Linked DNA regions of Homo sapiens: region 1 is linked to region 2. Evidence: chromatin contacts called from ENCODE Hi-C or POLR2A ChIA-PET data. All regions are on one chromosome and are shown on one strand. The core of a region is the stretch at or near the end of the contact, and the rest is flanking DNA. Distances in the headings are between cores, read along the strand shown.

Region 1 (4,504 bases), core at 306-2,805, 49 kb before region 2:
TTAGAGTATAATAAAAAAAATAAAAATAAAAATAAAAAATAAAAAAAATAAAAAGAAGGAAAAAGAAAAAAGAAAAAAAAAAAAAAAAAAAAAGATGCCCTGTGGGTGGATCACCTAAGGACAGGTGTTCGAGACCAGCCTGGCCAACATAGTGAAACCCTGTCTCCACTAAAAATACAAAAATTAGCCAGACATGGTGGCGAGCATCTGTAATCCCAGCTTCTTGGGAGGCTGAGGCAGGAGAATAGCTTGAACCTGGGAGGTGGAGGTTGCAGTGAGCCGAGATCACCCCATTGCACTCCTGCCTGGGAGTGCAACAGAGTGAGACTTGGTCTGAAAAAAATAAAAAATAAATAAATTTTAAAAGATGCCCTGAAGAAGGATCGGGGGTTCAGTTTATCCAAGAGAGCACTAACTTTTGGGACTAATTTTCCAAAAGCCAAAAGCCAAAAGCCTTCTTGGCAAAATCTCAGCGCTACCTCTTATAACCCTGCCAAACAGTCTTAGTGCTTTATTTTCTGTCTAGGGACCATCTATACTTTTTACCTAAAATGGAAGTGTATTTGTTCAGCAAACATTTGCTGCACACTTACTCTGTATAGAGTTTTAGAGGAAAACAAGGAAACAGAAGAAATCACATCTTTAAAAGGCTCACAGTTTAATTCAGAGACTTGCAGCCGTACCTTAGAGTTAGGCTAAGAGGGTTCACAGTGACCTTGGTTCCTGCTACTCATCTTCCCTTCCTAGTTATTTCTCTTTGCATCCCTCCTTTGCTAAAGTCTGGAGCTCTCTTGCTGCTCTCTGTCCATCTAAAGTAGCCTTTTGCATTCATTTACATAGACACATCTTTTGATGTTCCATGCTCCAAAACGAACTCTCGTGTTTTTTTCCATATCCCTAATAAGGACTCCCATGCTACAGAGTCTGACCCTAAATGTCTAAAGAAAACAGTCTTACGTGGGGATAAGGTGAACAAGATTAATAGGCTTAATTCTCCCCTTTCCCACCTCTCACTTAGGGAGGATTTATGTTTTAAATAACCTTTACACATGTAAATTAATTAGTCTGAAACAGTGTCATTGGTGGGATGTGTGAGCAGGGTGCTTGAGTGTCGCTTTCTGTTCTGATCGTGTGCTGACCTCCATGCTAAACTCTGAAATCACACATCAGTATGGACTCATTGAATAGTTACATAGAAGGGCCTATCTAGAAACAAACAAATGAAAATTACGTGGAGTATACATGGCTTCATAACATTTGAGGGCAAGCAAAATACAGAGAAACAAATCAAGGAAAAGGTTTGTTGAGACAGACTCCCTGGGGTAGGAATGTTTTCATGTGGGTTTTCAAGGGGGTGACGTCATATGCAAACCCGATCCCACTTTTTCTCCTTTCTTAGAAGTTCTGAAAGAGAGATGAGAGTGCAGATATAGATGAGGATAGTCTGTCTAAGGATAATACCAAAGGTAAGTGTGCTTTGAGGTTTAAAATATTTGCTGGAAGCTATTTACTGACTGGTTACTAGGAGACAGCATGACTCATTGCTAACTTCCCCTCCGGGGCCAGCGTTCAGTCATTTATCACCTAGCACATTGGATCAAGACTGATAGAATCTTTAGAAAAAATTATGGAGTTCTCTATTCTAGTAAGGAGGCACTAAACTGTGGAAATAAAATGATCCCTGAAGATGAGGTCCACTGAGAAAGCATCCCGACATGTGTTCTGTATGTACTAACAGTCCAAGGATTAATGTGTGGTGGAGAGATATATACAAGATAAAATACAAACAACGTACATATTAAACAACTGTACAAAGCAATATTAAACCAACGTCAATAGTGAATACTGTATCTTCCCTGAGGACTTCCCCCCCGACCCCCACCCCAGTTTCTGAATGAATATATTTACATTATAACTCGGTATTCCTAATTTCCATGAAACAACACACTTAAATATTCCTTTAATAATCTTTCTAAAGATTCAAATAAGTAGAATAGATGAGGGTAGATTCCAAACAATCAGGTCTTTCAAGATAATTCATAAATTTAAATATAAATTCTAAGATAAATTTGGAAAATATTGAGGGTTGAATTGACATATGGGAAAAAATTAGTCAAATCATTTATACATTGCCCACAACCACAGGGGCATCACTATAATGTAAAGTTTATTGGAAAATTTTTTTTAGATAGAATCTCACTGTGTCACCTGGGCTAGAGCACAGTGGCATGATCACAGCTCACTGCACCCTCAACTTCCCAAGCTCAAGCCATCCTCCCACCTCAGCCTCCTGGGTAGCTGGGACTACAGGCATGCACTCCATGCCCAGCTAATTATTATTACTATTATTTGTAAAGATGGGGTCTTACAATGTTGCCCAGGCTGGTCTTGATTCCTGGACTCAAGTGATCCTCCTACCTCAGCTTCCCAAAGTGGTGGGATTACAAGTGTGAGCCACTGTGCCCAGCCTCATTGGGAATTTTTACAAAGAAATGTCTTGACATATTTCCATAACAACAACATCAGAATTGTCAGAGACAAAGCCTAGATAATATAAACTTCATCTGATAGGAGAAGGAAAGTATTTAAACATCAAAAGAATGGGAAATGATGTTTGTGCAGTTATGTTTGTGAGTGTGAGAGTGAGTAAGCGTGCAGCATATTGTAAAAATAAGCGAAAGGTGATGTGGCAAGAGTGTGTTTTGAAATATTTATTGAAGCTTTCACTCTGTGTTTTGCCTTGACCTTCGCCTGTTCAAAGAGGTATCAAGGTCCGTGCTGTGGTAGGGTTCCCTACTGTAAAAGCTGTCAAAATTCTGAGTCCATTGAGAAGATCGGTGGCTTAAGAAAGAGTGCAAAGTGCAGCTCTCTCACGGGGAGAGAAGAGAGAGTAAAAGACAGAGAAGGAGGGAGGGAGGAAAGAAGAGGAGATTGCATTTTCTCAGAGCAATTAAGATTTCCCTAGTCCAGGCCAGACACAGTGGCTCACGCCTGTAATCCCAGAAATTTGGGAGGCCAAGGCAGGTGAATCACCTCAGGTCAGTAGTTCAAGACTAGCCTGGCCAACATGGTGAATCCCCGTCACTATTAAAAATACAAAAGTTAGCCAGGCGTGGTGGCGCATGCCTGTACTCCCAGCTACTCTGGAGGCTCAGCTACTCTGGAGGCTCAGGTAGGAGGATCACTTGAACTTGGGAGGTGGAGGTTGCAGTGAGTCGAGATTGCGCCACTGCACTCCAGCCTGGGCAACAGAATGAGACTGTCTCAAAAAAAAAAAAAAAAGAAAAAAAAATTCCCTAGTCCAAGAGTATGAGGATCTGCTCCTGCTCCCTGAGGCCATGGCGGGACCTCAGGGAAGGTGAGTGTGTGATACACCTGGGGAAGTGCCCCAAGACTCTTGGTCCCAAGCTTGGTACAGAAGCCCACAGAACAGAGATTATCACGTGGCCAGGGACAATGTGCCTCTCAACAGGCATCAAACAGAGGGGCCTAGTCTATCCAATATCTTGACATGTCAGGCAGATCCCCAAGCCCTGCTCAAATCTGCTGAAGATGGTGATAGAGAAACCTCAAGAATGGTCAAGCTTTTATTTCCTCCAGCCCAGTGGGAAAAGGGCTTAGAGAGGATATTACATTGATTTATGGAAAATAAAGCATCTGAGTTTATAGACTAAGATTTATACCTGCTACAAAAGTATGAATCCTTTTATCCTATACATATATATACACATATATACTAGAGGGCACATGCTACTGAGACATATTGCTTGGGTTCAGATTTTGCAACACTAACTAGCTGCGTGTGATTTTAGGAAGTTTCTTAACCTCACTGGCCTCAGTTTCTGTGAAACTGAAATTAATCATAGCACCAATTTCACATGGTTGTTGTAAGAATGAGATGAGATCATCTGTATCTTTGGCACAGAACAAAGGCTGAACAATGATAAGCTATCATAATAATTATTATTATTATTTATTTTTCTTCCATAAATGTCCCAGTCACTACCTAAATGTGAAGGAGAGATCTAGTCCTAAAAAAAGGTTTCCATTGACAGCTCAAGTTATTCGTGGATTTTCTTTCATGATAGCCTTAAGAAATAAACAAATAGACAAAAGTCTCTGTTTTTCTTTGGCCCCTAGGTGACCACTAAATTACATGTGAAACAAAACATGTTCAAGAGAAATGTCCCTGGAAGAAAGGAATTTTTCCTAAATCTTAAATAGCAAGTTTCTTGAATCCTAAATAAGGGTAGTGTCACGCCTCTGCCAAGTAGGAATGTCAGTATGGGGGTAGGAAGTCCAGCTGTATCCTCCCATCAAATGGAAATTAGTTGGATTCCTGATGCTAAGGGTTCCCATGGGCTCTTCATATGACAGATAAGAGGACGAGGGGGGTGAAGAATTATTATTTATAAATAACACACCAGAGTGCCTGAGGTTGGCCAACCTTAAATTCAATGTTCAAAGTTTGGAGCAGGTGTCTACAAACTTTTATCCCTAAGCC
Region 2 (5,002 bases), core at 1,741-4,240:
AAATAAAAATAATAAATAAATAAATATTAGTTGAGTAAATGTGGCCACTGATTTGTTACAGTTATTTAAGAAGTGTGAAAATTTGCTTAGGATGTCCAGAGATTTACCCATTTGTGCTTTTTGAAATTTGTTTAGTAATTAAGGAAGGCTTAACCTAATAGTGGTGATTTGCTAGCGTCCCAGAAGTTGTAGTGACTTAAGAAATTGTGGTCCTTAGTGTGTGGATAAAATTTATGACTTTTGGTGTTCACGGAAACTAAAAAAGTAGGAAAAATAAGATATTATTAGGAAAAGTAATCAGAGATTAATGCATACATAGAATTTTAAATTTTTTTCTCAAAAGAAAAATGAGACACAGCTTTTCATCATCTTGTGTTGAAAACCAGGGACCAGGCGCACCCAGTTGAATATCCTGCCAGCATTTCCTAGCGTGTGTTCCGAGTATGTTGTTACAGAAAGAAAACAAAGGAAGAGGTCCATGGCCAAATAGCTTTGGGAAATTTTGGTATAAACCAAGATAAGTAGGTTCTTTTACTGCAGGATTCTCATAATCTACCAATGTGCATCTTAAATATCCCATAGTGGGCATAACATATGATAACTTCCAAATTCAGTTGACCAAGAAGCATTTTTTTTGCAGAGCGCGTCTCAGTATTACCACCAAATGTGATCTACTTCTAGCCTCTTTATTTCATAGAGGCAGAAATCAAGCTCCAGAAAATTAAAATCATTTGCCAAAGATTGCTTAGTAGTAGAGCAAAAAGAACCTAGATGTTCTTATCCTTATCTAAAATTAGTCTTTCTGTTTATTTTTGCTTTCTTGGAGAGATAATAAAATTCACATAATAATTATATCTTTTTTTCATATATTTTCCAAGCAACCTTACACTAAAAATATCACAACTAACTTTTGAGAATTAAACACATTAATAATGAAATGACTTCCCCATAAAATTGGGAGTACAATTATTTCTAAGGCTCTGTTAGAAAATTACTAGCTTTTTTTAAACTAAAATTTCCCAAAGAAATTTTTTTGATATTTTACTCATTCATTTTTTATAATTAGGCATAAAATGAGTCACAGTATATTCATAATTTAACAGATCTTTCTGGGTATTTCCAAATAAAATTAGTATTTCTGGGAGTTATAGATAAGAAGTCAGTCATATGTGACATAAATCTCTTTTTAAAAATAATTAGGTTTGCAACATGATATATAGAATTTCTCAACATCTGATAGAAAAGAATAATTAAAAATGTATAAGAAATATAAAAATCTGTTGTCAATGTAATGAAGCTAAAACAGCGTAAAGTGAAATTATCGTACCTCAGTCACTGAAAGACTATTTCTCTAGCTGTAAGGTTTTCAAATTTTTAACTGAGAGTGGCTAATGCTACCATCTTCTTGTTAGGTTCAAAAAAAACAAAACAAAGCCAAAGCAAACAAAAATATAAAGATAGTATAGGTTCTGTGTCCAAAATTACCTTTTTTTTTAAAAAAAAGTCATTGTATGTTGTTATTGTTGATGCTGTAAATGCATTGAAAATGGGCCACTGAAGCAGATGATAAGTATTTTCACAAGTTCACGCTTCTCCATGCATAGCAACGAATGACTAGAAAACCATACAGGAAAACAGTCAAGTGATAAATGCTACTTGTGCATTTGCTATTGCAACAAGAAGTGAACTTTTATTACCTTTTTCTATTTTTATTATGGGATACCATTTTCATCCTCATAGTTAGGAGAGCATAGGTTACCTTTCCAAGCAATTTCATGCTAATGACCACAACGTGGGAAGGCAAGGGCCTACCCTGTGACACTGTGCAGACAAAGTGAAAGCTCAGTTCCTCCAAAAATCTTCATTCTTTTCTAGGAAGTTGTACTATTATTGGCTAAATGAGGAATGACCAGATAACAAAGCTAAAGAATCTCTCTTAAGATTTAAAACAAACATTTGACAATAGAAGTTTTTATATCTGTTCCATTGGCTAGAAAAATATATAGACATTGTAGGATTTCCAAGAGGGTTCAGAATTGATATTTGTTCAGACTCCTTTTTTTTTTTTCTCTTGGGACAGGGTCTCACTCTGTCAGCCAGGCTGGAAGGCAATGGCACACTCATAGGTCACTGTAGCCTCAAATTCCTGTGCTCAAGTGTCTCAGCCTCTGGAATAGCTTGGACTCCAAGTGCATGCCACCATGCCCAGTTGATTTTTTTTTTTCTTTTTGTAGAGACGAGGTCTTGCTATGTTGCCCAGGCTGGTCTCCAACTTCTGATCTCAGGCAGTCCTCCCACTTTGGCCTCTCAAAGTGCTAGGATTGCAAGCGTGGGCCACCACACCCCACCAAGAGACTTTTTAAAACAAATGTGCCAGAAAATGTGTCTCTAAAAATAGAACTCGAGATCTGAGGCATGAGAAGTTTATGAGCCTTGTAATTCAATATACTGGCCACTGACTTCAACAATTTCCTTCATCTATATTTAAGGTCACCTTCCAAATGTGTGACCTGATGCCACGTGGATTATTTCACTGGGGTAAGCCTGTTTGACCTGTTAGTAAATTTCCCAATGAATTAAACACAGTTAGACAACTTAGGTCTTACACCTCTCACCATATGCAGTTACTGTGGCATCCAGTATCCTGTATGGTCACAATAAATACTTGTTAATTGGGTGATTGATAAGCTTCTGACCTCATCCATTAGCCCCAACCCTAAGCTTCTCTCAATTTTCAGGGCAACTTCTAAACTCTGCATAGTCTCCATACTTAGCATTCATCTGATGTCTCTTCATTCCATTCTGTCATTTCAGATACTGCCTTAGCATAATGTCTAAGTACTGAAGAGTTTTTTTTTTATTTTAATTTTTTTAACAACTTAGAAGGGAGATTGAGAGTCATAAGTACACCGCCAGCCCTGGAACGTTTGCCTAGTGACCTAACTTCATGGGAATTCGCCAGGCCTGCTCTGTGGAAGAAATCCAGGCCTGTTCCTTGGGTCCTCATGGGTTATTCAGCTGACACTCCACACTGCCAGGCTCTTCACATTGTTGTGACCTTCAAGGGACTCTCTCCTGCTAACACTGCTCTACTCTAATTCTGCTATCCAAAACAAATGATAAGAAATGAAGTTGTAATCATTTACAGGGCTTATACGAATTTATACAATGCAAAGATCTTACCTTTGCATTGCTATTTCTTACACTGAATTATGACATGCGTTTGTTTCTTATTACTCTAGACTTCTAGGCATGTATTCTGAGTGATTCCAGACATTTCTTAGTGCCATTTATCCAGTATATTATCAAGACCTGTTCACTAAGCGACAAGTTCCTTATCGCCCAACATGGACCTTCGTGTAACTTATTTCTCTCTTTTCCCATTAGCTCCTTCTAAAGGCAGACCTAAAGTTATTTTAGACATCACAGTCAATTTGACTTGGTGGTGTATTGATCTGACATTCTCTTCAGTAAACCAACACCAAAATATTGTATGCTGGTACATTCAGAATTGTATTTTAATTCTGTTCTGTCTACAGGCTTATAACCTTTCTGAAAGAACACTTTGTCTCTGTTTTTTTTTTTCTTTTTCTTCTTCATCTGCAAGTACCGCAATGGCCTTTGGCCAAAAGCAGTGAAGTTGTGACTTTCTAACTCCTATATAGCCTGCTCAGGGACATTAATGAAAGGAAAGTAAACCTACTCTATTATCCCAAATGGCTTTTCAAATAATTAGAAGATTTTAATCATCATGTCCAGCTGATGCTTTCAGGATCCCCACAGGCATCCCAGCATTTTCGAGGTGAGTACAATGGCACGATGATTCAGGAGAGAAGACCTTGTACTCACCACAAATGACCTTCAATTCGTGCAAATACTGAAAGTGTCCCGGGGCATGCCATGATTAAAATGGATTGCTTGGCATCAGTGTTTTGCAGTTTTGGAGTTGAACACCATCTCGCATTGCTATCTTTAAGAACAGAAGTGAATCAAATTTTTAAAGAGGCAGATTTTTTTTTTTTAATTTTACAAAGTTAGATTTTTGGCATTTTGATTGTTTCCATGCTGGCTCCAAATTCAGTGAGTCACCTGTGACTGATTTTCTATATAGAAAGTGATGAAAATACATGCCAAGACACCAGAGATCTTCAGAAGGGTAAAGGTACAATGTTAAAATGGCCTCAAAATGAATATGAATCAAAGGCCTTCAAGAATACGAAGTCTTAACTAGCAGCTACACTGCTGTCTTAGTCTGTATTGCGCTGCTATAACAGAATACCACAGACTGGGCAATTTATAGAGGACAATGATTTACTTCCTATGATTCTGGAGGCTGGGGCGTCCAAGATTAAGGGGCCAGCATCTGGTGAGGGATGTGTTGCTGCATCATCCCATGGTGGAAAGAGGAAAGGCAAGAGAGCAAAAGCAAGAGGGGGCTGAACTTGCTTTTTTATTTTTTTATTTTTATTTTCGAGACAGGGTCTCACTCTGTTGCCCAGGCAGGAGTGCAGTGGCATGATCATAGCTCACTGCAGCCTTGAACTCCTGTACTCAAGGAGTCCTCCCACCTCAGCTTCCCAAGTAGCTGGGACTACAAGTGTGCGTTACCATGCCTGGCTAAATTTCTGATTTTTTTTTTTTTTTTAGAGAGGGGGATTGTGCTATGTCACCCAGGTTGGTCTCAAACTTCTGGCTTCAAGAAATTCTCTCACCTTGGCCTCCCAAAGAGCTGGGATTATAGGTGTGAGCCACCACACCCAGCCCAAACTTGCCTTCATAACAAACTCACTTAAGAAAATGAACCCATGCCCAAGATTAATCCATTAATCCATTTCTCTAATCACCTCTTAAAGGTCTCACCTCCCAACACTGTTGCATTGGGGACTGAGTTCCCAACACATGAACTTTTGGGGATGCATTCAAATGATAGCAACTACTACAAGTTTATCTTCTGTAGTGTAATCAATAATACATACACATTTAAATGTACGGTTATCACAGT

Evidence for each region. Hi-C counts contacts between places; a loop is a spot of excess contacts on that map. ChIA-PET counts read pairs that join two places held with the same protein, here RNA polymerase II (POLR2A).
Region 1: a loop to region 2 is called in a map of Caco-2, with 2.2 times the contacts of the local background. The contact joins two enhancer-like sites. A Hi-C loop is called at or near these places in 1 of 168 maps with a recorded cell type or tissue (Caco-2). POLR2A ChIA-PET finds 5 or more read pairs at or near these places in 2 of 52 experiments (GM12878 and OCI-LY7).

Annotation. Positions count from the first base shown.
Region 1 is chr10:33,506,367-33,510,870 of GRCh38, reverse strand. No RefSeq gene overlaps it. Among named protein-coding and RNA genes, the nearest start is that of LINC02628, 92 kb to the left of the region's middle. Within about 2 kb of position 1,555, at least 8 of the 41 ENCODE cell types and tissues checked have a DNase peak (open chromatin) inside an H3K27ac peak, as active enhancers do.
Region 2 is chr10:33,458,624-33,463,625 of GRCh38, reverse strand. No RefSeq gene overlaps it. Among named protein-coding and RNA genes, the nearest start is that of NRP1, 130 kb to the right of the region's middle. Within about 2 kb of position 2,990, at least 7 of the 41 ENCODE cell types and tissues checked have a DNase peak (open chromatin) inside an H3K27ac peak, as active enhancers do.